Regions from separate parts of the Mus musculus genome. Here region 2 is linked to region 1. The links are chromatin loops, found by intact Hi-C in ENCODE. Cell type or tissue: heart. All regions are shown on one strand. Each heading gives the region's core, and the rest is flanking DNA. Links, peaks and the distances in the headings are about the cores only. Region 1 holds the start of Tomm70a (translocase of outer mitochondrial membrane 70A). Region 2 holds the start of Nit2 (nitrilase family, member 2).

Region 1 (16,733 bases), core at 4,623-12,622:
CCGACTGCCAATACTCTTCAAAGACTGTACTTTTCAATTCCTATAACAAACTATGTTGGACTTTTGGTAGAGATGACATTGTAATCTGTAGATTGCTCTTGGTAGAATGGTCATTTTTGCAATATTAACCCTACTGATATGTGAGCATGGGAGATTTTCAATCTTCTAGTGTCTTCAATTTCTTTGATATCTTAAAAGTTTTTATTATACAAGTATTTCACTTGCTTGTTTAAAATTACCCCAATATATTTTGAGGCCATTGAGAAAGGTACTTTTTTCTTGATTTTATTCTCAGTATTCTGAGAAAGCTACTGATTTTTGTGTTATTGGTGAGGAATGGTGTATTTTACTACTTTGGTGAAGGTGTTTATCAACTGTAGAACTTTCCTGGTGGAGTTTTTCAGGTCTATTATCTATAAAGCATAACATCTGCAAATAAGGATGCTTGACTTCTTTCTCTCTTATTTGTACCCCCTTAATCTCATTCAGTTGTCTTATTGCTTGTCTTCTTCTGCGTTTTATTGCTGTGATAAAAATGCCTTGGGCAAAAAGCAAGTAGGAGAGTAAAGGGTTTATTTGGCTTACACTTCCAGACCTCAGTCTATCATTGGAGGAAGTCAGGACAGTAACTCAAGCAAGGATGGAACCTGGAGGCAGAAGATGATGCAGAGGCCATGGAGGAGTGCTGCTTACTGGATTACTCAACCTATTCCCTGTAAAAGCAAGGACCACCAACCCAGGGATGGCACCACTCCCAATGGGCTGAGCCCTCCCCTATTGATCACCAATTGAGAAAATGCCCTACAGTTGGATCTCATGGAGCCACTTCCTCAGCTGAGGCTCCCTCCTTTCTGATGGTTCTAGCTCGTGTCAAGTTGACACACAAAAACAACCAGCACATTGCTCTAGCTAAGACATCAAGTACTACAGTTAGGAAGAAAATAAATGTCCTTTTCTAGTTCCTGATTTTAATGGAAATGCTTTGAGTTTCTCCCCATTTTGGTCGAAGTTGACTGTGGGCTTGCTATAAATTGCCTTTATTATGTTGAGGTATTCCCCCTTGTATCCCTAGTCACTCCAGACTTTTAAAATAGAGAGATGCCAAATTTTGCCAAAGGCCTTTTGCATCTGATGAAATGATCACATATGGTTTTAGTCTTTCATCCTGTTTATGTGGTGGGTTTTATTTATTGATTAATGTATGCTGAATCATTCTTGTATCTTTGAGATGAATCAGCTTCATCTTGATCATGGTGGATGATATTGTTAATGTGTCTTTGTATTAAAAGTGTAAATATTTTATTGAGAAGTTTTGTATCTCTTTTCATGAGATATTAGTCAATAGTTTTCATTTTGTTGGGTCTTTGTGTGTTTTGGCATCAGAATAGTAGATGGCTTCATAAAAAGAATTAGGAAATGTTCCTTTAGTTTTTATTTTGTAGAATAGCTTGAAAGTCTGGTAGAATTCTACACTGAATCCATCTGGCTCTGGGTTTTTTTCTCGGTTAGGGAATTTTTTAATTACTGTTCCTGTTTCACTCAGGGTTATGGGTTTGTTCAGATTGTTTAGTTCATCTTGATTTAACCTTAGTAGAGTAAGGAATTTATTCATTTTTTTTTTTTTAGGTTTTTCAGTATGGTGGAGTACAGATTTTTTTTAAAGTATGTATTTAAAGTAAAGAATTTTCTGAATTGCCTTGGTGTCTATTGTAATGCCCCTCTTTTCATCCCTAATTTTATTGATTTTTACTCTCCAACTTTTGGATAAATTAACTAAGAAAATCTTGTCAATTTTCTCAGAGAACCAACGAGCAGAGATGCTCACTGACTCTTTGTTGCTTATTTGTTTCTACTTTATTGATTTCAGCTCTGAGTTTGTTTGTTTTTTTTTTTTCTTATCTGCTATGTTAGGTTATTATTTCTTGTTTTTCTAGTTTTCAATTGTATTGTTAAATTTCTAATATGAACTCTCCCTAGGTTTTTTTTGTTTTGTTTTGTTTGTGTGTAATATAAGCAGTTAGGACTATGAACTTGCTTCTTAGAACTGCCTTCTTTGTGTCCCATAGGTTTGGGTATGCTTTGTTCATTTTCATATTATTCTAAAAAGTTTTAATTTCCTTCTTGATTTCTGTTTTGGCTAACTTTTCAGTGATGAGTTTTCAGCTTTCATATGCTTGTATACTTTCTGCTATTTCTATTATTGTGGATATCCAACATTAGTATGTGATAATCATAGGATACAGGGTGTTATCTTAATTTTCTTATATCTACTGAGAGTTGCTTTGTGTCCTAATATGTGATCAGTTTTGAGGGAAGTTCCATAGTCAGTGAGAAGGAAGTATCTTGTTTAGTCTGTTTTTAGAATGTCTGTTAGATCCTTTTGTCTTATGGCTTCCTTTGTTTTTTATATATATACTTCATGAAACTACTTCCATGTTAGAAAATGGAATTTGGAGTAACCAAAATTTGTATTCCTGGGCCATGTTCACTCAAAATGGATTCATAATAAGAAACTATCTCTTATCCCCTTTAAGATAAGAGCTATGGCTTTTACATAAACAATAGGCTCCAGAGTAAGAAGTAACCAAGAAAGCTGGGAGTGGTGGCGCACGCCTTTAATCCCAGCACTGGGGAGGCAGAGGCAGGCGGATTTCTGAGTTCAAGGCCAGCCTGGTCTGCAGAGTGAGTTCCAGAACAGCCAGGGCCATACAGAGAAACCCTGTCTCAAAAAAACAAAACAAACAAACAAACAAACAAACAAAAAACCCGAATAGCACATTCTAAGGGGGTGTTTGTATTTTAAGGGTTACTATTCAGGTGGTATCTCAATGTCACATTGCCCTGGAACAATTGCAGTAACTCTCCTGATGACATAACAAGATAAGGTTTCTGCTGGGGGCTGCAGTGTCTTTGCCCTGAGCCTATCCTGTTCCAAAACTAAACAACCTTGATTGGTAGTCAGCACCGCTTAGCACAGCTGCCTCTGAAAGGCTCTTACACACAACAGCTTTCTTCCTGTTGGCCTGAAGCTTGACATGCAGTGATTATATGTCTTATCCAGAGCTGTGTGAACAAGAAAGATAGCCTTGACTACTAAAAAACTGAAGAAGTCATTACCTAATAGACAAAAGTTAAGACCACTAAAAAAAAAAAAAAGACTCAAAAGAGGGGGGGAAAAAGAGTTGGAAGTACTGATTCTAAACCATCAGTTTCCTTAAACGTTCTCTAAGATGAGTCTCCTGATGCCACTCTAGCTTTCTCCAGTTCTGTGATAACTCGGTGGGTTGGGCAGGGAGAATTTCCTGTAACTAGCATCTTTGGTTTCTTAGACCATGTTGCGGTTCCAAAGTCTTCTGTCATCCCTATCCTTCTGGCTATGACCACAGAAGCTTCTTGTCCAAATGGCAAAAGACACATCATGATCGTCATCACCTTTATACTCTTTGCAACAATGAATTAAGATATTAAAAGTCTCAAAGAAAAACATCACCCAGCAAGGCTGACTTGAGAAACCTCTGAATCTCTTCCAGAGGTCAGAGTAAACTAGTATTTTTAAAATAATTTTTTGATAATAGCATCCTTGTTTATTTGTTTGCTTGAGTCGGGATCGCTTTGGCTGGTCCAGGCTGGTCTTGATCTTGTGATCCCCCTCCCTCAGCCACCCAAATTCTAGGACTACAGGTCTGTACCATCATGCCTAGCTGATAAAGTCTTTTTTAACATCCTTAAGGAGAAAGATCTACCCAACAACCATTTCATCATCAGTCAGCCTTCAGCACTGTCTATTTATAAACTGTGCAGCCCACACTCCTCTCACCTTTGTCTATTTAAATTGGGAAACTTTAAAACAATTCTTTCAGGGCTTTTAGCCTAAAGGTAGAAGTACAGCCTACTGCTTAGATTTCCCTATACCTTGCTGCCAATAGCATGTGATGCATCTCCTGCTGTCAAAGCAGTGAAGTATGACCTTCATATTATTCCCACCAACTGTAGACCAGTTATAAATGACCACAAATAAAGGGTGGGTGACTGCAAGTTGAAAGCTATTCATTGAGGAAAATACTCTTCTAATAAATTGATAGTGACAGAAAATCCAGATCCTGGGACAAAGGCTACTTTGAGTTGAAATATTCCCTACACATTCACAAAGATAATGTATGCATTTAAAATATACAAATATTAAGCATACCGCTTGATGAATTTTGCACATACATGTCCCTACATTACCAACCCCTGTAGCTGAGGATACATTTGCAGCATCCAATGTGGCTCACTCTATCTCCCAACTACCTTATAAGCCCTTAGGTTACCACTGGTGACCTCTGCCCTCAAATATGGCATTTGAAATTTCTTGCAATGGCATTGTAGACATTTGTCCTGCTGCTGCCGCCAATGATGATTAGTGTGCTATCCACATTAGGTCTGTGAGAAGTATTCATAGTTCTGCAGTAGTAGTTATTCCTTCTGTGTGCCGTATACTGCATAAGCACCCCACTTTTTTAAAGCTCAGAGTATGATTATTTGGAGCATTCCTTTGAGTTGGTCTTTAAAAACAAACAAAACAAACAAACAAGCAAAACAAGTGTTCTATGAATAAAATAGTCCCTGTCTTTTATTTTCAGGGTAGGTAAATGCTATTTCCATTATAAGCATCTTGTGTTTGGGTGACTGGTGTTGTATCTTGAATTGGAGGACTGAGATTCAAATAGGTCATCATGTGTCCAGGGAAATTTATTACTAAGCATCTCACCCAATTTTGAAGCAAGGTTATTTATATCATTCTGCCAGCCTCCAAAAGGTCTTTCAAACAGGTGAGTTATTGGTTACTTACCATAGAAAAATCCCTTTTGAAATGAGTAAGAATAGTCTTGAAAACTATGTCAGTGTTCCTACAGCATGGCACCAAAGTTTATGTTAAAAGAAAACTAAAGCATCAAAATTGCTTTTGACACCTCTAGTTCTTGTTTTGGAGAACATGTGTGCTTTCTACTTCACGTTAGTAAAGGGCTGCTTCTCAAAGTCCCAAGAGAATTCACAACCATGTCTTCATTGTTGGTTGTCTACTTCAGGAAAAAAAAAAAAAGCAGAAAACATCTCCTGTGGGGAGCAAAACCAGCTCTCTCCATAAAGCTACTGTAGATAAATCCTTTTACAAGGAGTAATAGAACCAAAATACTGAATGTCACTGGGTGGTCCTTTCAGCCAATGGAAAATCAAGCACTCAACTAAACTGGACAGGGAACTGTCAGGTAGGAGAGTTGCCACACACACACACACACACACACACACACAGAGGAGAGAGACAGACAGACAGACAGACAGACAGACAGACAGAGACAGAGACAGAGAGACAAAGACAGAGGAGAAATATGTATGGACTGGAGAATTGACTCATATAATTATGGAATTTGAGAAGTCTCACAATCTACCATCTGCAGGCAGGAAAAGTTGGTAGAGTAATTTAGTCTCCTTTCAAAGGCATGAGAACAGGGTGAATAAATGTTGTAAATGCCAATTCAAAGTCATGGGAAAATTAGATGAAATGTTCCAAGTCAAGCAATGATGAGGCAAATAGGTAGGGGAAAACTGCTCGTTCCTCAACTTTTATACCTTTGGTAGATTCAAGCCTCCAGTGGATGGATGATACTTATCTAGATTGGGAGAGCAAGTTTCATTACTAAGTCAAGACATTCAAATATTTTCATCAACACATTTAGAGACAGAGCCCAAAACAATATTCAATCTGAGTAACTCATGCACAACATCAAGTTGGTATATGACATTAATGATCATGTGTGTGGTAGTTGGAATGATATTGCCTCCCATGAATACCAGGGTCCCCAATTGGTGGAATTGTTTGGGAAGAATTAGGAAATAGAGCCTTGTTGGATGGGGTGTGTCACTGAGGGAAGGCTTTAAGGTTTCATAAAACTTGAACCTTCCAAATGTGCTCTCTGGCACCTGCTTAAGGATCAAGATGTGAGCCCTCAGTTGCTGCTCCAGCCATATACCTCCATGCCCTTGTCCCACCATCATAAACTCTAAACCTCTAGAACTGTAAGTTTCCTTGGTCACAGTGTTTTATCACAATAATAAAGAAGTAACTCATACAATATGCACTGACATTCATAAGAATTCTATCTCAAGTTGTGTTCCCTTTTAGAAGGTGCAAGATGAGAAAGAACATTCCATGGGGAGTAGGGTCTCTTCCTCCACCCTACCAGGTGATACAGTTGTCTGTTATGGAACACTTCTGGAGAGACATGAACAAGTACTTACCCGAGATAAAGGCACCAAAGACAGATCTAAGAAAGGCATTTGCTGGAGATACTTACAGGAACACAGACAATTCAGAGACAGATGCAATGATGAAAATCCCACCCCAGTATGAGTGACAATTCGTTTCAGCTCTTGTAACTCTCTACATAACTTGGAGGCAGGCAGTTTCACCAGGTCAGAGAAGTCTCTTCTACCCAGCAACTACTAGAAATAAAATAACCCTGGGGAGAGGTTCTGTATATGTTGTAATTTTCACAAACTTCCTATGTCTTGTGAGTTTCATTATTTTTCCGAGTCTTAATGAATCTTCCTCCTGAAGGGAATGTTTCCATTTGGAGGAAATGACTACACAACATTCCTTCTTTGGTGTGTCTCAGAGCTTTCTTTCTGTTCAATTTTCTAGATTTTCTGAATAACAATGGACAGAGAGCCAAATTTACTCATTTTTCTCATCAGACTGAATATGACTCAATCCATACAGATTCACAATTCCAGACTGTTTTCTGAATTTCTGAACAAATGGTAGGACAGAAAAGCATAGAGTTCAGAGAACACTCTGAACTTTTTGACAATTAGGGATTTGGGCCTAATCAAAACATGATGCTTTGGTGACCAAACTGTATAAAGATATATACAATTTTCCTTTCCTTAGAGGAGTCTTCCTCTGCAACTCAGGCTAGCCTGAAACTATCACCCCTGGGCCAGTGTCAAACTCATAGTCTTTCTTCCACCTCAACCTTTTGAGTGCTGGAATTATGGGCATGAGTCACTGTACCCATCTTAGAATGGTTTTCTGTATAAATCATCTCATTCTTCATGCACCGCACCCTTCTAAGTAAAAGACAGGAAAAAGTAATCACTGTAAAAGGGTAAAGTGATAGACTTCAAATGAAGCATCCTGATTTTGTTTTAATAAAATCACTTTGCCCTAATTAACTCAGTAATAAAACTATCATACAGCTGATGTAAAGAAGCCTTTCAATTACTTAGCCTGCCCCAAAGTGTACACAGCTCAGGGAACTTCTAAGATGTTAGAAGGTCTATTCTGAACTGATTTTGTGATCTCAGATTTTTTATATCCCAGAACTTGGGGAGCTGCAGGGAAAGAAGGCATGAGGTGCTGTTCACAACAGCTCTTGAATACCAGGATGATAAGAGATTGCAATGTAAACTAACAACAGAGACTAGGAGCATACTTAACAGGGCTGAGGCTGCGGCAGCGGGGCTGGGTGGCTTGCCTCTCCACTCAAGAATCTAGTTTCTCAGATTTATTGTTACAGTTAATTGGATTTATTTAACAGCCTAAATATGCAACTCTTGGATTTCATTTAAAGTCAATACTGTAGATCGATTTCATTCTATAATGTGGGATCCGATTGATAATAAAGATACAAACATCTTGTCCAAGAGATTGAATTATATTTAAATATACTAATGACTGAAACTGCCTATCTTTAGAAAAGATTGATCACAAAGAATGGTTATTTACTAGCCTCTGAGAATTCAGATAATAAAGTGTTCCTGCGGTGAGGTAAATTTTTTAAATTATCAGACTTGCTTAAATTCTTTATATTACCCAATGTGGTTTACACAGTGTGTTCATCAGCTTTGCACCATGTGACAAAATACCTGAGATAGCCATCTTAAAAAGAAGAAATAATTACTTAGGACTCATGGCTTTAGGACTTTCAGTATACTCCTTGCTTGATCTGCTGTCTTGGTACCTGTGGTGAGGCAGAACATCATTGCAGAGAGCATAGTTTGGAATAAATCTGCTCACCTATCATGGATGCCAGAAAGCAGGTAGACAGATGGATGGATGGATGGATGGATGGATGGATGGATGGATGGACAGATGAGAGAGAGAGAGAGAGAGAGAGAGAGAGAGAGAGAGAGAGAGAGAGAGGAAAGAGAAAGAGAAGAGAGCAGTATTGCAGTAAGTGCTTCAATGGCATAGTCAGAATGAGATCTCCTGAAAGTTTTGCTACCTCTCAATAGCACCACAAGATGGCAGCCAAGCTTTTAACATGTAGTCTATGGGGGCCATTTAAATCAGGGCATGCTGGAAAAATGATTTTCTTCTGGAAGCCTAGAAACTGGGTGTTTGCCATGTTAAGACTACCTTCAAGACTAGTATTCAATAAAACTTGGAGGTACTAGGTCTCCAATGATCCCACCTAATAAACATCTTACTTGACATGTCACAATTCATTGCTTAAGAAAGTAAGCATATCTTTTGTGATTAGACTTGAAGAGGACTCTTGGAAACATAAGCTAGATTTGCTCATGACATTGCTTATATACCCGGTCAATTTGATCTTCATTATATCTTTTCCCTGTAATAAATATTAGTTATGAGTTTGACACATGCTGGGTCCTTTGAGTCCCTTCAACAAATCACCAAACCTAGAATAGTCTTGGAGGCCCTAACTGAGGAAGAAAAGTAAATTATTTTAATCTTTGACTTCTGAATTATTTAAATTTAAAAGCACTATGACGAGGGAGAGGAGACTGAATATCCATCTGTAGAAGAATGGATTTAGCGTCATATCTCTAACCCTATACAAAAGTAAATACAAAATGAATTGAACATGAAGTCTGAAATGCAGAAACTGCTATGGACACAGAGAACTCACTTCAAGGTATAGGTTTAGGAATAGGCATGAGTTTTACGAAAAGAACTCTAGCAGCACAGGAAGTGTTCCAAGAATTAACAAGCAGGACTTCATGAAATGAAACACTTTCTGCCCAGCAAATAATCAACAAACCAAGCAGAACTGCCTGCAGGATGGGAGATACTTCAAACAAGAATTTAATACCTACAATATAACTAAAAAAGTTTAAACCTCCACTAAAGCAAAACAAAGCAAGCAAACAAACAAGCAAAAACAGTTCAACATCACTAGCCATCAGGGAAATGCAACACTAAGCTCTGAGATTCTATCTCACCTGTATCAGAATAGCTACCATTAAAAAAAAAATACACAACATCCAGTGGTGGAGGGAATATGGGGAAAGAGGCGCTATTTAATGAACAAGTTCCTGGCTGCTTCAGCTTTTCCACAATCCTTGCCAGTCCAGCATGAGGATTGCTGACTACCACTAATGCTGGTATCAGCTAGGAATCAGCACAGTTGCTGTGGCTATATCCCCAACAGCCCTCTTCACAACCACAACCACGACGACCACCACCATCATCACTGCTAGTTCAAAATTCTTTTGTGCTGTAATCCTTGCCCTTCACCTTTACTCTGGCTGCTTCCAGCAGGATATTCTTTACTGCATTTTTTCCTATTTTACTTCTGCAGAATCCCCCTTTTTTTCCTGAGCCCTCCTGATGGTAATTGTCTCTTGATCCTGATGGTTTCTGCTTTATTAAACTTCCATCAAATCTTCAGTTGAGTAGGCGGTGCTACTTTTCTTGTCATGGGAATGTCATGTCATGATTCCATCAACTGGCTGCTCCTTCTGCTGTCAGAAGCAGCCTCTGCATTTATCTGCAAGGAGCCATGTATAGTAACCCTACTTCCCCCTCTTTCACTGTGACTGATAACTCATGTATAATTTATGCACTCATTTGCCACCCTTCTGCCCACTCGGAGCTTTATAAGATCTTTTCATCCTGATTGACTGAGTTCATTGCCACTCATAAGATTCTGTTTCTTTTGGAAATGTAGAAATGCTGATTGTACTTCATTTTTTATTTTGGAAAAAAATTAATTACATTTTTTTGTTTTGTTTGCATATGCAAGTGTGTATGTGTGTGGACATTCAAGTACCGTGGTACAGATAGGGAAGTCAGAGGACAACTTGGCATGAATTGGTTATCTCTCCACCAGGCTTCAGATTCAGGTTGGCAGGCATGGTGACAGGTTTGTGTTTGGAAGACATAGGTCAAGTTTGGGCATAATTCCTCTGAAGTTCTCCGCCTTGGTTTTGGATATGGCTTATCTCACTGAACCCGGAGCACTTCTATTCAGCTAGATTGGCTATCTAGTAGCGCACAGTGATCCTCCTGTCTCTGCTTCCATAGCACTGGAATTACAAACGTGCATTCCTAGCTCTGTATTAATACATGGAAGCCAAGAATCCACACTCAGGTTCTCACGCTTGGCTACTGTGCTGGCTGGTTTTGTGTGTCAACTTGACACAGGCTGGAGTTATCCCAGAGAAAGGAGCTTCAGTTGGGGAAGTGCCTCCATGAGATCCAGCTGTAAGGCATTTTCTCAATTAGTGATCAAGGGTTTTCGGAAAAACCCCTTGTGGGTGGGACCATCTCTGGGCTGGTAGTCTTGGGTTCTATAAGAGAGCAGGCTGAGCAAGCCAGGGGAAGCAAGCCAGTAAGTAACATCCCTCCATGGCCTCTGCATCAGCTCCTGCTTCCTGACCTGCCTGAGTTCCATTCCTGACTTCCTTTGGTGATGAACAGCAATGTGGAAGAGTAAGCTGAATAAACCCTTTCCTCCCCAAGTGCTTCTTGGTCATGATGTTTGTGCAGGAATAGAAACCCTTGACTAAGACAGGTACCAAGCACTCTAATGACCGAGCCATCTCCTCAACCCACTTAGTGGTTTTAATTCACCTTTATTTAATAGCTAATGTTGAAAATCTTTTCATGAACTTATTTTTCACTTATTTATCTTTCTCAGTAAGGTGACTGTCTTTCATGACTTTGGCTTATCTTATAATAAAATTATTTGCCCTTTTAATGTTGAAATGTGAAATGTATAGATTCTAGATATTATTCCTTTGCTGAAGGCATAGTTTGTGGATATTTTTACCTGTCTTTATTTTGTGTTTCCATCTAAATAAATTTCAATTTTTTACTTACAAGTTTTAAAATTAGAACATTAAGTTATTTTATGACATTTCAAGTAAAATTACTGTGTATTTTTCTTTATTCTCTTCCCCTTTTCACGCCTGTGTTTATCTTCCTTATAATCTTCCACAGCTTCTTTTTCTCTTTTTTTTGTATGTTACATGTCTTGTTGCCCATCCCCTCACCTTTCCTCAACAACTATATTCCTCCTTTAGGAGCCTTCTCCCTGGTTTCATAACCTATACTTGCACCGACCTCTCACTAGTATATGGAGACATTATAAGCTTTGATCCACATATGGGAGACTATTATAATATACTTTATAGATCTATCCATTCCTGAAATTTTCATGATTTCATTTTTCTGTGCAATGAGTAAAATGATACTGTGTGTATGTACCACATTTTTGTTATCCAATCATCCATTATGGATATCTAGGCTGCTACCATTCCCTAAATATTTTAATTTATGCAGCAATAAACATGAATGTACAAATCTCTTTGTGGCAGACTATAGAGTCCTTTAGATCTATGCCCAATCATGGTATAGCTGGGTCACATGGTTCTATAATTTTTCCAGAACTTTTCATATTATTTCCATAATGGCTATATTTGTTTACACTTCCACCAGCAGTGAATAAGAGCGCCTCTTTCCCCATATTCCCTGCATTATCTGTTTCAGGAATTGTGTTGGGCAGGAACACTAACAATACCTATCATATGTCTAACTTAGCAACAGGTCCAGAAGTACTAAGATTACTATACCACGATTCCTACTCTTCAAGGACCCAAGATGAACTTGAGTAGCAGATACAAGAACCAATAACTATGGCAATGTGGTAATAATTGGGGAAGAAACAGAAACTGTTAATCGATAGTGTGATCATTTTGCTGGTGCTATAAAAGATCCCAAGACCCATATGGACAAAAGAAGTGACTCCCAAAGATTCATATCATGATCCGTGGAATGGGTGCACCCATACACATACATACACAAAATTAACAAAGGTGAAAATCTTTCAAATGTGTTTTAGTTCCAATGGTTTATTCAAACTGGGAGCCTTTAGTCCTCCAAGATATCACAGAAAAAAATGTGAAGTTATAGGGGGAGAATCCTTTTGCTGTTATTCTGAAAAATCCAAGATTACTCAGAGGGCATGAGATTCCGATTTTGAAGTTCTGGGGTGAGAACAGTGCCTACAGCAATCTCTATTTGATCAACTAAGTTACACTACCATTTTCAGTTTGTTGCTAGTGCAAACATTTCACTGGTGAGAACCAACATGACGCAAGAGAAAAGGCCCTGAAGTTTCAAACTGGAACATTCTATTTTAATCACTCCACGTTGACACAACTTGGCCTTTGCATCTTCATGTAATGCTATTATGGTGAGCATCCTGTGGTACTTAAAAGCCAAATGACCATCTATGGGTGTTTGGTTTTTGTTTTTTTGGTTTGTTTGTTTGTTTGTTTGTTTGTTTGTTTGACAAAAGGATGTTCAAACCTGAAATGAAGAGCCATAGCCTGGAACATTTAATTATCCATGCTTTGCCTTTTTTTCTTGAAAATTGTGTGAATTCCAAACACCTTGCAAAGTAGACTTCATGCTTTGAGACCAGATCCAGAGTTCATGAAGGCTTAAGAAAAGTACTTCAGGGCTGACGAGATGGCTCAGCAGTTAAGAGCACTGACTGTTCTTCCAGAGGTCCTGAGTTCAATTCCCAGCAACCACATGGTTGGCTCACAACCATCTGTAATGGGATCCGATGCCCTCTTCTGATGTGCTTGAAAAACAGCTACAGTGTAGTCATATAAATGAAATAAATTTTTTTTAAAAATTTAAGTTATTTCAAATAAGTGAGCAAACTCAAAGTGTTGTGACAGACACTTGTGCTCCAGGGAAGGTTGTATGGGCTAGATGTCAGGTGGAATCCATTTTAAGATACACACGTAAAGATGCCTGCGGTGATCCGGGGTCCTCGAGGAAAGCCAATAGGAAAGCCTTCTAACAGACATCCTTGCCCTTTGTAACTATTAAAGGTGCAGCACACAGGCTGCAAGTCACTTCCATGAGTCAACCTACCTTCCCCAGTTTCCATCTAGTCTTTGCCCTCTGTCATTGTCCCAGGAACTACAAATTTGTCCAAACTACAATCTGGCTATTGCAGAAATATACAAAGCTGGTTTACACAGCACGATGGTCTCACCCTTTTTCCCCCCTCCCACAGTTTCAGTCTTTAACAGGCACCAACGTAGCCACACCCCCCTCCCCGATCCTACCAATCAACTGGGAGGCCCACCATCCCTGCTGGCCAATTCCCTTCACAGTGCTTCTGCAAGTCCCGCCCACTCACAGAGCTACAGGGAGCTGTCCCTCTACACTTGCTGCACACGGCCCCCCACGCCCCTCCTCGCCGCACTGGCGACAGTGCCACGGGTCCTTCTGTCCTGGAGAAGAGGTCTGCAGTCACGCAAGGCCTGAGACCTCCCGAGCGATTCTAGGCAACCGCCTGCAAGAGGAAAGGGAAAAGCCACCCAGAGCGCCAGGCCTTCTGACCCCGGAAGTGGTTCTCCCCTGTACAGTAGATAGGGGCGGGCCCAGCCGCCGGTCTAGCCCGGCATGCCCCGGGCTTCCGGTGACCTCTGGCCCTTTTCTGTCGTCCGCTCCTGCTGCTTAGCGTGCTCGCTCGCGCGTTGCTTTCCCTCCACGCTCCCGGCTTCCTCCCCACGCTGCCCGGTGACCGTGGCGCCCGCGACCGGCGCGGCGGCGGCGGAGGACAGTCGTCATGGCCGCCTCTAAGCCCATAGAGGCGGCGATGGCGGCGGCTGCTGCGCCCGGTTCTGGAAATGGAGTGGGCGGTGGCGGTGGGACTGCGGGCCCCGGCTCGGGCGCGGGGACCCTGCCGCGATGGCACGTGGCGCTGGCCATCGGGGCGCCCCTGTTGCTGGGTGCTGGGGCTATGTACCTGTGGAGCCGAAGGCGGAGGCGCCGGGAAGCGGGAGGCCGGGGCGACGCCAGCGGCCTGAAGCGCAACAGTGAACGGAAGACCCCCGAGGGCAGGGCCAGTCCGGCCCTGGGCAGTGGCCACCACGACGGTTCTGGGGACTCCCTGGAAATGGTGAGAAGCCGCCCGGGCCGTAGAGGTGAAAACGAGCGGATGCAGCTTTTCCTTGACCCGTTGTGCGGGTGAGGGGCCCTCCCACCGGTCGGAAACTGCCGAGTGACTTTAGAGTCGTTTCTGGTTGCCTTTATAGGGAATGGAATAGCAGCTCCAGGCTGGCTAGCGTAGAGACGTTCTTTGACAATTTCCTTTGGGATCCAACAGAATACTTTGCCTTTCTTCTAAGTGACACAGCATTTATCCCTAGTATGTAGGTATGGGAAACATGCACAAATATAGTAATTCCATTAAGCGAAGAAAGGCAAATTTCACGGAACGATTGGAGTTGTACCGTGAGTTGTTATTGTGTTTCCCAAGACCAGAACTTTGCTAAGAACCTTTTAAAAACAAGCCATTTTTCTTTCGGAGTTTCTCTCTCGCTCTGATTGTGTGTGTGTGTGTGTGTGTGTGTGTGTGTGTGTGTGTGTTTGGGGAGGGAGATTAGCAACTATTACAAAGTTCAAAAAAATCATTAGGTAGCTTTGTATATAGGAAATAGTTCAGTTTTTAAGGAACTGTGCCTCCCACCCCCACCCCCGCTGCACATCTTAAAATGTTCTATTTCACCTGGACATATATATACATGTGTCCAAGCCTGATAAAGAGTCTCTGGTGTTATAACAAGCATTGGAGTGATAAACTGCTCTATCGGATCTGGTGGTCAGACTATTAAATCTTTTTGACAAGTTTGACGGCTGTGTGGAGAATTGGCATGGACTGAGATTGAGTGAGATAAGGGACTTTACTGGGTCAGGAATTCTGTGGTGGTATTACCAGAGTAATCCAAGTTCAGAGAAACTTACAGGTAAATAAATACCAGGTATGTGCCTGAGGAAATTCTTTATACACACGCATCCTATGTGCACTTAACACTCATGAGAAAAACTGTACAGTTAAATGAATGGCAGGCATTTTCATCCCATTCAGCCTGAAGACACGTTGTTCTTTTCCTAAGTAGCTTCAGAGGCTCTGGTATATGACTCCAGGGATAGTACTTACTGTGTGTGAGTCACCGTGCTAGCTAGCAGGAAGGCTGTTTGTTCTCTCCTATGGGGAAGTTAAACAGCCAATTTCTAACCAGAACTTACAATGTTGGAGGGAACCATGATCTTTGAGAGCTGAGGAGATGCCATTCTACATTGTCCTGTCCAGCATTGTTATTTTGGTAAGCTCAGTTTATGTCATTGTCATCCTGGTAGGCTAAGAGGATTAAAATATTTGGTCCCTTCTATTTCATCCAGCACTAAAATGTTAAACCAAAGTTTTTAGGATGAAAGCCCAGCACTGGCAGCCCCAGCAAACTATGATGAGCAACCACACTCCAAGAAGCCCTTTACAGAGATAAATAATGGCAAAAAGCAAAGATTTGTTTAGTGTTGCCATACTGGAAAGAGGGATGGTCAGTTGGTTCCAGTAACTTCCAAGTTTTTAGGTTACTCACCAGACCTTTAAGGTTTAACTGATGGGAGAATCTGGGCAAGAGGTATGGAAATGAAGCAGCTCTGGTCAAGAAGTGGTATGGCAGTTGTGAGGGCTGGTGAGGGCTGAAGGAAGGGTTCCTAAGGGGATTAGTCTGGTCCCTGTAAGACAGTTGCGTATGTCCCAGGGCATGGACTCAACATCCAGGATAATTACCCTCGTCTGAGGGGTGCTCTGGAATCCAAGGTGACTCGAGGAAAAGGTTAAGGACAATGACTTAACCTCTGGGTTCAGTTGAGCTGAAGGGGACAGAATGCAGAGATGTTATGCTCTTGTCCTACTTTCAGTCACCTATGGGCCAGAGTGAGATTTTAAGGGCATTTTTAGCAAAGCAACCTGTAAGTGCCTGTTTAAGAAATGGTGTGGTTGTGAGTGCCCGTGAAGGTGGTTGTCAAGAGCCTTCTTTGACTCAGTTATTGTTTCCATAGATGTGAAATTTTGTACATGTGAAAATTTCATATCTAAAGTTTCTATTTCATTTTAATCTGGAATAGTAAATAAGTAAACGTTACATAAAAGTTCTTAAGTTCTATAGTAATCATAAATTAAGAATAAGGGGAGCTGGCGTGGAGAAGTGTCTTAACAGTTAAAGAGTGCATATCGCTCTTGCAGAGAACATGAGCTTGTTACCAGGACCCTTGTGTGATAGCTCACACTTGTAATTCCAGCTTCAGGAGGATCCAGTACCTCCAGTGTTCAAGAACACCCTCACTTGGTTGCACATAAGCACGTGTATGCATTTACACATATATAACACAGAAATAATTAGTAAATTCCCTTTTTAGTATTGCAACATTGTCTGCAGCAGTACTAATTATTTTAATATTTATAAGTGGCTTCTAGTTTTTATAAAGAATAATTTTGATTGGCCTGACTTCTGTTGAATTCTCTGCTTTAAAATGGTTATTATATTTGTCCCAAAATAAAACTGAGCAAAACACTTGAACATGCCATTTTTTTTTTAACCTCACCATGTAGAATTTAGGAATATGGTCC
Region 2 (16,733 bases), core at 4,159-12,158, 49 kb after region 1:
GCTTGGTAAGGAAAGTGGGATATGTTTAATAAACTGCACACTCCTGGAAAGCCATAGCTCATTCATGATTATAAGTATCTGGGAACAGAGCTGCCAAGAGTCAACAGGAAAAAGCCCCTCCTAAGGAAGGTCTCCGTCTGTCCCTCATGTGCTCCCAACTGCAACCACATCTGAGGGTAATGAGGCCGGGCCTATACAGGGTCCAGATTTACAAGAACCCTCTACCTGTGTGGCTGAGATCCCTGGCTCCCTATGCTTTGGAGTTTCGGATTGGAGGACAAGACTTTACCCAGTGTCTGAATAACAAGAGTGTGCTGACAGGAGCAACAGCCCTTCAAACGACCAGGTGAAGGCTATTCTGGAAAACTTTGCAGTAACCAGCCTTTTGGCCCAGTGCAGGGCCTCAATAATATATCTATCTGGAGAAATGATTAATTTCCAAATATGTCAAAACAAACCATCTGGCACAATTAACTGACTGTACTTATCAGACAGCCACAGACTCTCAGCAAGGATGAAATACCAATACCATTAATTTCATTTGATTGAATCCTAATTCCCACCCATCTGTCCTGGCAAATTCAAAGTTCTTTCTCTAATGTCACTCCCACCCAGACACCGACCACCCTAAAGTCATAGGCTGAAAGGCCTCAAAAGCCTTCAGGGAAAAAAAAAAAGGAAGCGCATATAACACACAAAAATTACTCTGCAACAGCCACTCTAGGTAGCCACCAGGAGAACTGGCTGTGGAGCCTTTCACCAACATCTAGATAGGAATGTGACAGAATCCAGCCTAACCCACTTCTCCAATGCCCATAAACCCTGGTGTGTGCAACTACTGAGAATCATACACACAGGGGACACTCCTTTCTAGGACCCTTTATTTATTCTGAAATTGTAGAAATACTGTGTGTGTATACACAAGTAGCCTGGACCAAAGCCAACTTTTGAAGTCCAAAGTTCTAGTAAGGACATGTGTCTGACTGAGATTCTATATGTGAATGTCAAATTACACATACAGTTGCCAACCGTGTGATATGTCCATGGAGAAACATCTGTGTGATGTTCTGTGTTCTCAGTGGTAAAATTCTTTGCCGTTTCACGGGGGACAGTCAGTTTCTTCTAACCCTATGGTTCTCAACTTTGCTAATGGTATGACCCTCATGGTGTGGTGACCCCACCACCACCACCACCACAAAATTATGGTTTATGGCTGCTACCTCATAACTGAAATTTTGCTACGATTATGAATCACGTAAATATATGATATGCAGGATATCTGATGTGTGGAGGAGTTGTGACGCACAGCATGAGAACCACTGCTTTAACCCAGTCCCCCATCTCTAATCATTACACGCGGAGTAACACTCTTGCCTTGCTTCTCATTCCTGCCCTTGAACCAGTCACTCAGCCTAAATTTTAGCCAGATGCAAACTAAGAATTCTGAGATCTCTTCCTAAAAGCAACCGCTTGCCTACGCTGCTGCCTTGTTTATTTTGTATGACTACCAGGACTACCTAGACAAGCAAAGATGACAACACTTGAGCAAGCAGGATCCGCTTTCTTATCATGTGGGTTGCAAGTAAAAAGCTTCCCTTATGCTTGTCCGGGTGTATGGATGAAAGGGTAGGAATTGTAGAAAAATGACCCTGTATCATCTTTCAACTTCCAGCTGAGCTCAGCCTAAGACATACTCACCAAGGATCCACAACAGTGCTGTGTCCCCAGGCCACATACGAGGCTTTGTCATCCCGAGCAGGAGAGGCTGTAGCCACATACACCTGATTATCAACAGCCCTGTAGTCAACAGAAAGCAAATACATTGCACGTTGCAGACCTTTATACAGTTCTTTAAAATTAAAAAAAAAAAAAAAGGCAAACTACGAAAACACTAGAAGTAAACACGAAAAGGCCTCTGTACATTGGAATGAGCAAGAGTTTGGGGAAAGCAGTAGAGTTGCCTCTAACAGTTTAAAACAGGCCATGTGGTCCAGAAATCCCACTAAAAGGTACAAGTCCAAAGGAAATGAAACAGCACATGGAAAGACATGTGAACCCAGCATTGGACTATCACAGGAAACAAGAAACAAACATCCTGTGTCTATTAACTATTGAGATAAAACCCACGTACAATAGAGTGGCATTCAGCCACTGTAGAATGCCTTTAACCCCAGCATCTCTTGAGGGAACTGCTATGGCATCGGAGACAGTACCTAGCAGAGCTCTCTGTGCAGAGTCATCCTTTCTAAGTGCGTCTGGGTGCCAGGGAAGGCAGGCAGACAAGGGGCAGGGCTCCATCTAAGGCTGATAGATGTATCAGCTCTGAGATGCTTGGTTCCTTTCTTACCGGGCTCGCTGAAGCAGCTCCCAGTGGGCTGGTCCTGTGGTCAGATTGAAAGCTCCAGGATACACCAAGAGCTGGCAGCCTCCAGAGGGGAGAGAGAAAGTGCAACGGTGAGCACTCAGTTACTCCCTCCCTTATTCCTCATCCAATAGAGCCGAACTCAAACTCTTCCACACACAAAAAGAGGTCAGCCTAGTAAGACAGGCTCTGAATTTAAGTTTTTAGAGATATACGTATAAAACACGACCACAAGAAAAGTGCAGTGGATGGCTGATGTCAAACTTCACTTTTAAAAAGAATGATGTTATCAAAATGTCACTTGGCCTCAGATGCTCAGCACCACATAGTGAAGAGATGTACACTGTGACTTCCCAACCGATTTGGGGCAGTACAGTTTCAGACACTCTTAAGCCCAGAATGCATGCACCTCATCTGCTAAACAGCTGTCAATCATCCATAGCACTTAGTTAAGTGTCAGTCATTTCGGTAGCTTAGTAAGGACACTGGTATTTGCTGAATGGCATCAGAAGTTTGTAAATTCTCTCCATCTTCTGTCATACCAGTTCTCTGAGGGAACCACACCCTCTTAGAGAGGCAAAATGAGTGTTCATGTGCTACCAGAACTTCTGACTTGTCTCATTTTTTACAGGCAGTAAGTTGTCCAAATCAAAATATTACTGACTATATATGTGAGTGTTGAAACCCATGAGAGTACAGACCATTGCTGCATTTCTACCTGGCCCCATGTAACTCCAAATACCATGATATTTACCCTCAAAGGGTAAAGGGAATATTCCAGAACAAAGCTTTTACTATGGATGGAGTGTGTGAGATCACACATACCCTCACCCCTGTAACCATAGTATCCCATGCTCAGCCTGTTTAGCGAGCTGCTGTGGAAGTACTGGATGCAGAGACATTAACACTGTATTTTCGACATTCTGTGCACATTTATTGTGTTTTGCTTTTTTGAGCAACTTTTGTTAGGGGCTATCTTCATGCCACAGACACCACCCCAGAATCAAACCCCAAGCAGCTATGTAACCCATCTGTGGCCCTAACTCACCTCTTTGTGCATAGATTTGTGCAAGCTCCGCGAAGCGCATATCATAGCAGATGCCCAGGCCCACTTTGCAGTAAGCTATTTCCAAAAAGAACGATGCACAAATAAGTGAACCTCTGGTGTAGAATGGGGGAGTAGAGCTGCTCTGATCCTAAAACCCTGACTAGAAAGAATTAACCCAGGACTCCTACACAGACAAGGTGTAAGTTCAATCCTACTGGGACATCGTTCAAAGACAACACTGTCAGCCTCAGGATAGCTTTGACAACTTCCTTCTGAACAATATGCAATGTATTAATGTAATGAATTAAGTACAATGTGTCAATGGTGGCCCACAGGAACACCCTGGATGCCATGGTCCAGAGGCTGTAACCCAATGGAAGAGCTATGTCAAAATCCCAGGGTTCCATTCTCCCCAGACTTTCTAGATCTCTGACTGCTTACTCTCCTAATTCTGAACTTTTAATATGAATGTGTGAAAAACTTGGAGACAGACATAAAAGGGAAAACACCTGCTCCTCTTCTCTGGGATTCCTGTAAGAGGCAAACTTATCTGGTACGTACGCGTATCAAATGTGGAGAAACTATCACCAGGGCTCAATGTTTTAGATTCTTGAAACGTAATTTTCCCAGGAACATCAATGTCAAACAGATGGATCTGCATCATAAATAATTGATTTGGTTACCTCTGGCCTCAAGAGCAGTAGTGGCAGATATCTCTTGATGGTCAGATATGGACATGCTCTAAGATTGACAGCACAAACATCATCCCCAGTTTTGGCCATATTGTACCTACAACTAGCTACATCCAACCACTTATTTTATTGCTCTGTGTAGGATCTCAGGCAGGGCCTTAAGTAATTGGTGTCTTTATCTTGTTTTCAGTCTCTGAAGAAACAGGTTAACAATTTTGCCTATCCTTTCTACTACAGGAAAATGGTGAAATGATGTGGCTTTTACAACCCCTGTTGTCTCCAGATGTGAAAAATGTGCAGGCTCATGGTAGACGCATTATGTTGTCCTTATTCACCCCAAATGCTAAGGAAGATTTCTCAGAATCAGCATCAAACTGACAAAACTGGCAAAAGAAGAAGAGGCCTTTGGGAAGCAGAAACAGGTATATCTCTGAGTCTGAGGTCCAACCAGTCTACCAGGATAGCCAGGGCTACATAGAGCCCATATCAAAAAAACAAACAAACAAACAAACACAAACCAACACTATCAACAAAGAAAGCAAAAGGAATGTGCAGCATTTAGAAACAAGTAAGTTGGCATGGTGGCACATGCCTGTAATTCTAACACTAAGGATGCTCTGAAAGGAGGACTGCCACAAGTTCTGGGCCAGTCTGGACTACTGGAGTTCAAAGTCAGCCTAGGCTACCCAGAAAGACCCTGTCTCAAGACAAACACAAAATCCAGGTAAAATTTTGCAAAACAATTCCAAATGAGATTTATTCATTTCCTTCCCTTCCTTCTTTCCCCCTTCCCCTTCTTCCCCTTCCTTCCCCTCCCTCCCTCCCTCCCTCCCTCCCTCCCTCCCTCCCTCCCTCCTTCCTTCCTTCCTTCCTTCCTTTTCCTTTTTCAAGACAAGGCTTCTCTCTGTAGCCCTGGCTCTCCTGGAAACCACATAGTAGACCAGGCTGGTCCCCAGCTCAAGAGAACTACCTGCCTCTGCCTCCCAAGTGTTGGGATTAAAGGTATGCACCACCAAATGCCTAGCTAAAGTAAGATTTTTTTGTTTCAAGCACAACAAATGTTGTGATATCAGAAGATAAAGCAATGTAACTTATCACATTAGTAAAGGAAATGCCATATGATCTCAAGGACATATACTGAGAGACAGTAATGTATGCTGTGCCTGAGGAGGAGGGGAGGGGCAACGACAGTGACTAAACCCAGGCCCTGCCCATGCTATGAAAGCAGTCTACCACTGAGCTTCCTCTCCAGCCTGTACCCAGGAAACTTCTACAACCAACCATGGTTTTCAAAACAAAGCAGAAACACTCTCTAGGAAGGGAATGCTTTTTATCTAGTAGTCATACTAAGCACTTCTGAAACGTCATATTTACGAGTAAAATAGTGAGTATGTTTCTTCTGAGACTGGAAACGACTCGAGGACACGTTCTTTCTTTTTTGATTTTTGAGACAGGGTTTCTCTCTGTAGTCCTGGCTGGAACTCACTCTGTGGACCAGGCTAGCCTCAAATGAAGAGGCATGTGCTACGACTGCCCACCTAAGAGCACCTAAAATTTAACGGTGTGTCTGAGATCCTACACAGAGCAACAAGTTCAACAAGGTTGAGCCATACAGAACCAGTGGCTTAAAGATTAATTACATCTCTATCCTTGCAAGAAACAGAAACTGGAAGGCGATGAGATCGGCACAACTTACCTTCCTGTGCTTTACCAGTAAACTTCCATCAGGCCCAAACACAGAGCAGGTATTATACAGTTTCCCAGCATCCTCTTCAGGGATGGAGCCTTCCATTGAAGAAATACACAGTCACACAAAACAGTAACAAAAAGGAATGGGCCAATAACCTTGTGAGAGTAGGTTAAAGGCCTGGCAAACAGTCATTTGGGCCCAATAATAACATTTATTCTAAGCATTCTTTTCCCCCTTAAATATATCTTACAGTGATTAAGCTCCAAATTAGTGATGAAATATAACTAGTCCAGATGTTAAAGAAAGGTTTAAAAAATAACCAAAATGCCCTTGAAATTCAGTCATGATATTGAGCAGCAGTTAATATGTAACTTCCAAGCAAAATCAGGAATTCCTCATTGCTCAAATCCATCAAGTCTTACAACAAAACTGAATCCCACGGGCCCTAGTTGAGAAATGTTAAGACACAAACTTGCATTTTTTACACTTAGTATATCTTGAAGTGTATCCCAAACTGACCTTGAATTTACAATCCTCCTGCCTCAGCTTTCCTAAGTGCTGTGATCATAGGTGTATGCCACTACTCCTGGCAACCTCATTCTTTTCAAGGGCTAAAATGTTTAAATATAACAGAAGTCATTCTAGCCTTTTTAATATTTAGGTGTTACACCAGGTGCAAGAAGTACCTCCAATGAGATATATGCTGCTCTCCTTTGCTACTTCAGAAAGCTTTTGTGTGGACTCTCCAGGAATCTTCTCTGCATAGTCAGGAAAGTAGGTTGTTCCATATGGAGAATTGAAGCACTCCTAGAGTCATGTTAGAGAAGGAAAAAGGGGGAAACCAGGCAAACCATTTAAAGATCTGCAGAAAGTAGAAACACAGCACTGCCCATTCGGCTTGGAGTGGAGAAAACACCAGCAGGAAAAGATTCAACTAAAGCTAAAGAACGTTCAATGGAAAGCAGACAGGCAACCAGCCCAGGCGAGGACAGGGGACTGGTAACCTGGCAGAAGGCTAGACCTGGAGCCTGTGGATTACCAGTTCTTGGACATCCAGGTCCATCACAAATCATGTTTACTCTGTGATTTTTGAATCCTGAGGTGAAGTCTAGAGCTCAAAATTATACCACTTATTATGTAAAGCAATAAAAGTTATGCATTAAAAAGTTCTGAAAGCCACAGAAGTTAAACTGTTTTATTAACTGCAAATAAGCTGTTTCTAACTCCATTCTGACATTTTTATGACATCTTTATGATGTCTCTCATGGATAGGAAAAGTGGGTGAGGATGAAACAAAGACAGGGCTGGGACACAGACACCAAAAATGACAAAGACACTAATACTTGCATACAACACACGTCTGCCTTCTGCAGTCCTTTGACATGTCAGAAAACAACAGGTAAACATTTACCGGATATCAATTTAAGTTCACTCATTTTGCATTTAACAACAGTGTCTACGTACCAGGCATTATGCTAAAAATGACCAGCATGTCAAGAGTCAGCGAGCTAAGCAAGCACGCACATAACTCCAAGCACTTTCCCTCCTAGACTTGTACTTCATCTCAACAACATCAACTAACAAGAGACCATGGTTAGGTGCCAGGTACAGATGAGTCCTGTAACTGATGCACAGAGAACATCAGGTTTGTTCTATATAGTAAGTTCCAGGCAGCCATGGCTACACAGTGATCTAAAAAGGAAGACTGGATTGTGCTGGGAGATGTCTCAACCAGTAAAGTGCTTGTCCCAAAAGCATGAGGGCATGACTTAGATGCTCAGCACACATGTAAAATAAGCCCGGCGTGAGGAGATGCACTCATAACTCCAACACCAGCGGAGGAGTGAGGAGAGGCTCTCCGAGGCTTGCCGGCTAGCCAGTCCAGCTTACTTGTGAGTCCCAAGTCCCAGTGAGAGACCTCACCTCAAAAACAGAGTGGTTAGACAGTGGGAGCACAGGGCTTTAGTCCCAGCACTTGGAGGCAGAAGCAGGTGGATCTCTGAGTTTGAGTCCACCCTGGGCTACAGAGCAAGTGACAGAACAACTAGGGCTACACAGAGAAAGCCTGCCTTGAAACAACAAAGTAAGACTGCTCCTGTGGAACTGACCTCTGGCTCCTCAAAGTGTTCCCTTTGCTAACTGATCCCTGGTCATTCAGGATCTCCGAGGCTGTACTTACCACCAAATATGATACAACCTTCAACTCAAACCTCGAGACAATTTTTCAAAAACTGAACAGTACTAAAGCAATGTGGTCTGACCTAAAACACGACAATAAAAAGCCTGACTTAGGTAAGGTACCAAGTAATTGTACAGGCCCTGAGTGAGTCTTTAAGGAAGCCCCCCATGGATTTCTTACTGCTTGTCTGAACAGGGGAGGTGATCTTGTTCAAAACTTGTAACCACGTTTGACATCTTATGATAAAGGTCGCTACTAGTCTTTGTGAAAGATGAGACAAATACGAAACAATATTAGGGTTCCAAAAGGCATTGCTGGAGGTGGGACATAAGAGGACCACTGCCAGCACGCAGTACTGTGGTGGATCCACAGCTCCTGAAGAATGGGCAGGCTGCCCTGATACTTACAGGCAGAGAAACTATGTTGGCACCTTGCTTTGCTGCCTCCCGCACTAGGCTACAAGCCCGGGTAAGGTTATCTGATTTAATGGAAGAAACTTGAAGCTGTATGAGGGCCAGGCGGAAAGCTGGGGAAAAAAGAAAAAAAAAAAAAAAAAAAAAAGTCATCAGATCTGCCCACTAAGTTCACCCAGGGCCAGGATTCTCAAACAGGATATCAGGCAGTATTTGAACATGGTTTTTGATTGACCCAACTACTGGCAATCTAAAGGGGTATATCGACAACACTGACAAAACCTGGCTTCTGAAGAAGGCCGAAGCTCTCCTTAAAAGTATAAAAACTATGATCGCTCATTCCTTGGCTTATCCTAAATATGATGAGAGAGAAAAAAAAAAAAAAGGCATTTAGCCCCTAACACCTCTTAATTGAACAGTGCCAGAATCTGTATAAAAACAAATGAAACCAAAACCTGGCATTATTTTCAGGTTAACAGACCTTGAGCTGTCACCAGAGTATCACAGAAACTCACTAATATCTCCCCTAACCCTAGGAAGTTAGACTGCCTCTGCTCCTGAGGCAGGAAAGGATAATAAAACTATAGTTTTGTTTCTAGCTTCTTCCAAAAGCCACCCAATATGGACAAGGTCCCGACCCAGGTTAGGGGCCGGTGCAAAAGCGCCCTCTGCAGGCTTACGCAGGAAAACCCCTCCACTGGGGTCCTCCGTGTGCAAGACTTGTTGCTTCCCCTTCTCCGGAAAGCGATTAATGATTTTGAAGATGAACAAGTCGGGGCGGAGGGCACGAAAACACCTCGAGTGACGGGCCTATTACGGGAACAACATTTACATGAATATGCCAGGACAGTGCAACTATAAACTTTTACAGACGAGGAACTGCGGAGTGAGGTGTGATTATCCACCGCTTTGTGAGGCGAGGAAGTCAGAGCCACGAGTTGGACACCACCACCCAACCCGCAAGCTGACCAGCTCCGACAGCACAGGACGCCCCGCGCGGAGGCCTGTGCTCGCACGGCCAGCCGCCCCTGGGCTTCGCCGCGCCGCGGACACCGGTGACAAGAGCCACCGGCATGGCTGACCGGGGGACGCAAGGACCCAGCCGGCTCATCTGCACCGCCGCACGGAGGACCCCGCTCCCGCTGGGAGCTGGACAACCAGACCACGAGCCACTTACTAGACATGGCTCTTCCACGGTGCACCGCAGGCCACAGGGACTCCTGCCAGTCAATCTCCTCCGCAGCGTGCAGAAGGCGGGGCCGAGCCGCGCGCGCAGAAGGGGCGTGGTCAAGGGCTGGGTCGAGGGGCGGAGCCTCGATGAGCTTTGAGGATTTTACTGTTTTGTTTTGTGCTGTGCTGTAATGTAGGTGAGTAAGCCTCCGACTTTGTGCACATTCAGTACCAGTCTACATTCTTGCCTGGGCACCGTACTAAAAATGGCTCACCCTTTGCGGTTGCATACACCAAGAAGTGATAATTACAAATTCTTTATATAGGGCCTTCAAAAGCAAAGTCAAAAAAGAGAAGCCTACGTTATGGTAGTGTGCCATAAATGGTCTGGGGTAGAAAGGTCCTACTTGTGGCACAAAGGACATAAATTTCAGGTTAGATCATGGCAGTGGCCAGGGTAACGATGCTCCATGCTGACTGGCTTGAGGAAGTGCACCTGGTTGTTTTAGGCTAGCAGGACTTCAGAACCTTGCTCCTAACTGGGCTGGGGAAAGAGATAGAGTTGGTGCTAAGCAGTATTCTACGATTTGACCTTTGTATTTATTATTTAATTTTTATTCATTATCATTTATGTAAATATTTATTTTTGTTTTGAGCTTTTCCGGTTTTCAGACAGGGTCTCTTGTAGCCTAGGCTGCACTTTAACTTGCTATGTAGCTAAGGCTCACCTTGACGTCTAATCCTCCTGCTCCCACTCCTGAGTGCAGGGATTGAGTCCTGTAGCAACACACCCAGCTAGTGACATTGCTTTCTAAGCTTTGCAGTGCTTGCAAGTTAAAGTCTATACCTTGTCACATTTGCAGAGCACGGAGCCAAGGGGATTAGAGAGCTTGACAAGAGGAAAGAAAGCCTGCAGATCAGATCCCCAAAAGAAATTTTAGTCAGCTGTCTTCAGTGGGGCTGAGCTTTTCACAAACTTTGGGAGAGACAGAGAGAGCCAAACAGAGAGACAGAGAGAGGGAGAGAGAGAGAACCATAAACAGCAGTTTGAAAAGGACAAAGCAGGGCTGGAGAGATGGCTCCGTGGTTAAGAGCACTTGGTGCTCTTGCAAAGGACCTGGGTTTGGATCTAAGCACCTACATCGTCCTGAGGGGATCACAGAATTGTTTCTTCCAAGAACCTGAGAACACTGGGGAAGCGGGGTGAACAAAGAATGTATGCGCTGGAGGAAGGTGTGGGGATGGGTTGCAGTATGGCCTTATGTCTTCCAGGGTTAACATATTTACCCCATCTTCATCTTGCATTAGAAACTGCAGTGGCCTGGTAGCCATGGCAACTACTGAAGACAAAGCCAGGTCTAAGGTGACAGATCTATTGACAGCTCTAGTAGAAAGAGGGGGGAAAGGTCACAGAAACCTCACTCCCTGAGCTCAACTGATCCTCCTTCCTCCTTCAATAGCTGGGGCTATGAGCACCCCAGCACCCACCTAGTGCCACTGGTTTTAGCCTAAGGTACATATATAAGACAAATGTTTAATCTGCAGGCAAAATACAGATAAAGAGAACAGACATCCTCCAGGGCAGAAGTTTTGAGCAAACTTGTATCAGTTTATTTACAATTGTAATTTATAAACAGTAACACAAACATCTTTACATTAATATTATGAAAAAAAGTCCCATAGCTGAGAGACTTCAGGACATCTCAAAGAGGGTGTCGAGAAAATGGAAGAAATGAAATACAACAGTTTGGGGGAAGAGTTATAAATATCAAGTACCGTACAAGGTGCAATTTCATGCAAATGTCTTCAACCACTCAAATACATTGTTTTTATTTAGATATCAGAATAGAGTTCTTTTAATTATGTTACCATTCACTTGATTTCCATTAAGCAAATTAAAACACTGGCTACTGGTGGGGTACATCTAGATATTTCTATCAACCAACCCCTTGGAAAAAATCTATTACATGTTATGACATGGCAGGTTCTATTTACTATTTTTCAGACAGATTTTATAAAAATCATCCCATGGTCGGAAGCTGTTCCGGCTCTCTCAGCACAGTGACTAGTCTGAGCAAGCTGCGAAACAAAGCAGACGGCGTCCGTCTTTCAGAGAGTAAGGATGGAACAAGTGCCAACCACGCAAACTTTACTGCGACGGCAAAAACCGGGGAACTTTTAGAAAGTGATAGAGAAACAATGGGAAATTCCTACAGCTCTCTGATTATCTTTCTTTTAAAAACTGGACATTAGTGTGGTCACGGGTGATCATTTCAAGGAGGATAATCAGTGTGGCAAAGCATTTTGAAACAGCCTAGACCAAATGACCCATTTGTAATAAAGACCAAGGACATTTTTACAGATACAATTCTGTCCCCCAAATGCTAATTTTAACCTTAACATGCCTACTTACTTCTAGTGCTGTTAACTGTTCCTTAGCAACTTGGGGTGAGGCTCACTATCTCTGAGGCAATTAGTCTCTGGATAATTACCTACTGGAGGAAGGAAGATGGGGAAGCTGACCTTCGGTGTCTCACTCTGGGCTGTGTTTTGAGTTGCTATGATCTCCATCCATTCCATCCAACAGACTTCAATCTTTTTAAGAACAGAACAGTGAGCTAATCATTAGTCTAACCGTTTATTTTCGATAATGCTCATTGTAGTAAAACTCAATGTAGCAATTAAATCTCTTCAACTAATTCTATCCCTAAATTTCAGTGAAGACATTGCAAATATGTATGTGTACAGTTGTTTTAAAACCTGAAAATGATGCATGTCCTTTAAAACAGCTCTTCAAAACAGAACTGCATTCTGTGCCCTTGGATCCATAGGGCACAAGGCCAGTTACTTCAAAGTCATTTAATAACTGACCTTTATAATAAATCATTATATAAAACCAAAGATGCAAAAGAAACTGTTAAAAAAGTGAACCCATCCCGGTATTGATTACAATAATTTGCATTTAGACCCTCTACTCAGGCACCCCATGAGCAAATCAAAGGTCTCTGCTTAGTATTGAGTCAGGAAATATATTTTCATATTTCTCTTCGTTGCCTTAATTTCACTTAAATAACTTTCTTTTACATTAACTTTCCAAAGCATCCAACACTTTCATGATCTGCTGTTTTATGGCTCTGGTAGCATCTCCTGCATTTGGAATCAAATACCTATGGGGGAAAGACACATATGGATTAGTACAGCACTTTCCCTTCAGCTCTCTGCTGAGGGGTCACATAAGGGAGCAGAGATGCCTTGCTGTGTGCTCCATAACTTACCTCCAAAGTCAAAGCCATGGGACTTTTCATCTATCACACAGCTAAGAATCTCTCAACTACTAAGTATGTGTGATGTCCAAAGAAAAGGCGGGTAAATCACCGTCCTTGCTGTCTAGTACAGATGGGATTTAAGCTGCTACAATTAGGATTTGATGGCATGCAATTCCCAAGACAATGGCAACTCCGGGACTTGCTGGTTTGACCTTAAGCAAAACATTAAGTTGTCTAAACAAGATTCAAACCATCTCCAGGTTAAGAAGTTTTGATGATGGAAAATAAAATACCAACTTAACATTCTAAGACAAATTTATTTCCTCACAAATCAGCATTTAGTGTAGCATTTGTATAATTCTTTTTCTAACATTGTTTTTATTTGTGTATATATATTTTGCACATGTGTATCTATGTGCACAGAGACCAGATGAGGGTGCTGCATGTCTTTTTTGTTTGGGTTTTATTTTGATTTTTATGTGTAGTCCTAGAACTCACTCTATCGGCCACGATGGCCTTGAACTCAGATCCCCCTGCCTCTGCCTCCCATTGCCGAGACTAAAAGCGCATGCCACCCCGACCAGCTGGATGTCTTGCAGGTTGGAGTATAACACCTGTGAGCCATTGGACGTGGGTTCTGGGTGCTGGGAACTGAGGTCTAGCCCTCACAACAGAGCAGAGTCTCTAGACTGTTACAGTATTTCTTGTTTTGTTCTTATATGACACTGCCTCAGTGGGGGTGGGGAGTACTTATGTCATGGAGTGGTAAGTAGCGCTCAGAGTCTGAACTCAGGTTGTCAGGCTTGGCAACAAGTGCTGTTAACTGCTGAGCCGTCGTCTCTCTTGACCCCTAGATTATCATTAACGACTCTGGTGTGAAATTTGCTACAGCGTAACTGAAATCATGCACCAGTGTAGAAGCCACAGATACCAGGAAGATGCTCACAGATGACACTGTTCCAGGAGCGGAGCACCTCAGTGCTCTCCGCCAACACCCACTCACCAAAAGCCAGAAGGAGCCTGCACTTAATGGGCTCTATTAATTCAGGTAATAATTAATAATAATAATAATAAACAACTTACCTTTCAATAGCCAAGATTTCTATCCCGGAAGCACTGCTGTTTCCATACTTGAAGGTAATTAGCTCGGGATGTTTTTTTTTGGACGTAATTTTCACTACAGAATTTAGTGCTTGCCGAGACTGGATGTAAGCCAGGCCTTTCCTTGAAAGAATCTCCCTTAAGCAGTACATATGGGTGGCGGTAACCAGCAGATGGCTTGAGAGAAAAGAAGTTTAAGTGAATTGGGTCTCGACAGACATGTCAGTTCAACAGCTCCAGTGTAAAAAATTCAACTTCAAAGAATTATTTTTGAGTTATCTATGAATATATTTGATAAACAAGCTATATATTTTTTCATCTAATATTATGTAAAATTGTTTTATTAACAGATAATACCATAATTATTTAAGAGTAAAGGTATGTTTTCTAATGAGAAGTTGAGTGTAATGTGTAAATAATTTTTAACTTTAATGGACTATTCTGCCATTCTCAGATTTTTTTTTTTTTTTTTTTTGGTTTTTCGAGACAGGGTTTCTCTGTGTGGCCCTGGCTGTCCTGGAACTCACTTTGTAGACCAGGCAGGACTCGAACTCAGAAATCTGCCTGCCTCTGCCTCCCGAGTGCTGGGATTAAAGGCATGCGCCCCCACGCCCAGCTCCATTCTCAGAATTTTTAACAGGATTATATGTATTCAAAACTATTCTCTGTCTAATATCATAAAGTCCATTACACAATTGTTGGGTTTCCTTACATATTTTATAATATTCTGCAACTAAATTCCGAAGGCAAAATGGGCATAGCTTAAAAACAATTAAAGCAGAAAACCTCAAAACTCTTATATCTTAGCTCACTTTTAACATAGCAAACAATAAGGCAAACTATTAAACATGCCTAGAATTTGAAACATTTTGCCAGACATGGCCTAGACTCATGAAGAGAACAGGCACGTAGGAGAAAAGGGAAAGCCCTAGCATACACTGCGTGAGAACAGGCAGGCAGTGCAGGACGCACTCAGGGCGGAGGGAAACTGCCAAGGCTAATGTGGGCAGCACTGGTAACACTCGGGCAAAGTGATGGCATCAGAGTTATGTCAGAAACTGCTGGTACTCTTGGGATTGTACGCTGAAGCACTTAGGGTGAGCTGCTCATGGATGGCCTGGGTGTGCCTGACACTTATTATGGGGACTGTGAAGAGCCAACATGTCCAGGAGAGGGGCATCAGAGTGTTCAATGTACTATTCACTGTCCTGTCTCAGAATTTCCAAAATACAAAGTGCCTAAGACCTTTAAAAACAGACACTTAACAGGAGTTGACAGTGGGAAATGAGGTCTTTTGCACTTGAATAAAAAGTCCCTTGCACTTTATGTCTATATTGACTTTGCCCAGTGCGAGTTTACTTGTAAAAACATGTTCAAAAGTACCTAGGAAACATATGTCCACTTTCTTTAACTTCTTTACAGGGAAAGTGATGCTTGATGTCCGGCTTGTTGATCCAGGTCTGGATGTTGACAACCTCTTTCCTATCATCATCTGACATGGACGAGCTGTCGATTTCATCTGGGAGGGAAGAGAAGGGTTAAGGCCATCAGCACCTTCTTAGCATGTGACACTTCTTAGCATGTGACACTTCTTAGCATGTGGACACTTCTTAGCATGTGAACACTTCTTAGCATGTGAACACTTCTTAGCATGTGGACACTTCTTAGCATGTGAACACTTCTTACCATGTGAACACTTCTTAGCATGTGGACACTTCTTAGCATGTGAACACTTCTTAGCATGTGGACACTTCTTAGCATGTGAACACTTCTTAGCATGTGGACACTTCTTAGCATGTGAACACTTCTTAGCATGTGGACACTTCTTAGCATGTGAACACTTCTTAGCATGTGAACACTTCTTAGCATGTGGACACTTCTTAGCATGTGAACACTTCTTAGCATGTGGACACTTCTTAGCATGTGGACACTTCTTAGCATGTGGACACTTCTTAGCATGTGAACACTTCTTAGCATGTGGACACTTCTTAGCATGTGGACACTTCTTAGCATGTGGACACTTCTTAGCATATGGACACTTCTTAGCATGTGACACTTCTTAGCATGTGGACACGTCTTAGCATGTGGACACTTCTTAGCATGTGGACACACTGCTTAGCAACCACAAACTATTGGTTGTGTTCTTAAAGTAGGGCATGACAGTGAGAAACAAAAGGAAGCACTTCAAATCCTGCTGGTTCTGTTACAGAGACACGGGAAACAACCCTTACAGTAAGCAAGTCCACTCAAACTCCTGGGAGTACATGTTGCACTTTTGAGAAAAGATGTCACAACTGTGGCCTGGCATGTCAGTGAGAAGCACCTTTCTCGAGGCAGGGAAGGCAGTGTTCCCCTTTGCCAGTTTCTGACTTAATAAACAGCACAGGGGAAACTTCCTGAAGGGAACACCAATAGCTTATGCTCTAAGAACAACAATCGACAAATGGGACTCAGAAAACTGCAAAGCAGCTGTAAGGCAAAGGGCACTGTCAATAGGACAAAATGGCAACTAACAGATCGGGAAAAGATCTTTACCAATCCTACATCCGATAGAGGGCTAATATCCAATATATACAAAGAACTCAAGAAGTTAGACTCCAGAGAATCAAATAACCCTATTAAAAGAAATGGGACACAGAGCTAAACAAAGAATTCTCAACCGAGGAAAGTCTAATGGCCAAGAAGCACCTAAAGAAATGTTCAACATCCTTTGATGTTTTGGTAAATCTCCAACCCAAATATGCCCCAGCAATGAAAACACAACTCAATTAATATAAATACATGCTGTGCGCTTAGATTGGGCAAATCTACC

The links. A loop is a pair of places that touch in the nucleus more often than their neighbours do. Peaks named below come from ENCODE experiments on the same cell type or tissue, not always from the same donor. Only the 100,000 strongest peaks of a DNase experiment are listed, where the experiment ranks them.
Region 2: a loop joins it to region 1, with 4 times the contacts of the local background. A loop is called at or near these places in 17 of 42 quality-filtered maps.

What each region holds. Positions count from the first base shown.
Region 1 is chr16:57,107,979-57,124,711 of GRCm38, forward strand. It overlaps Tomm70a (translocase of outer mitochondrial membrane 70A), which reads left to right and starts at 13,736. Exons shown (of 12, transcript NM_138599.5): 1 at 13,736-14,216. The coding sequence starts at 13,884. In heart, for the core only: a CTCF peak has its summit at 8,297 (motif pointing right); no DNase peak of the experiment used is centred there.
Region 2 is chr16:57,157,720-57,174,452 of GRCm38, forward strand. It overlaps Nit2 (nitrilase family, member 2), which reads right to left and starts at 9,613. Exons shown (of 10, transcript NM_023175.1): 1 at 9,562-9,613; 2 at 8,379-8,497; 3 at 6,479-6,599; 4 at 5,799-5,887; 5 at 3,972-4,065; 6 at 3,411-3,485; 7 at 2,348-2,426; 8 at 1,699-1,797. The coding sequence starts at 9,568. Tbc1d23 (TBC1 domain family, member 23) reads right to left here. Exons shown (of 19, transcript NM_001358433.1): 17 at 15,305-15,440; 18 at 13,904-14,098; 19 at 11,143-12,721. The coding sequence ends at 12,640. Gm16892 (a long non-coding RNA gene) reads left to right here and starts at 9,650. Exons shown (of 2, transcript XR_003951893.1): 1 at 9,650-9,751; 2 at 13,675-16,733. In heart, for the core only: a CTCF peak has its summit at 9,064 (motif pointing left); DNase peaks (open chromatin) are centred at 9,072 and 9,632; H3K4me3 peaks cover 1,453 bases; H3K27ac peaks cover 1,194 bases.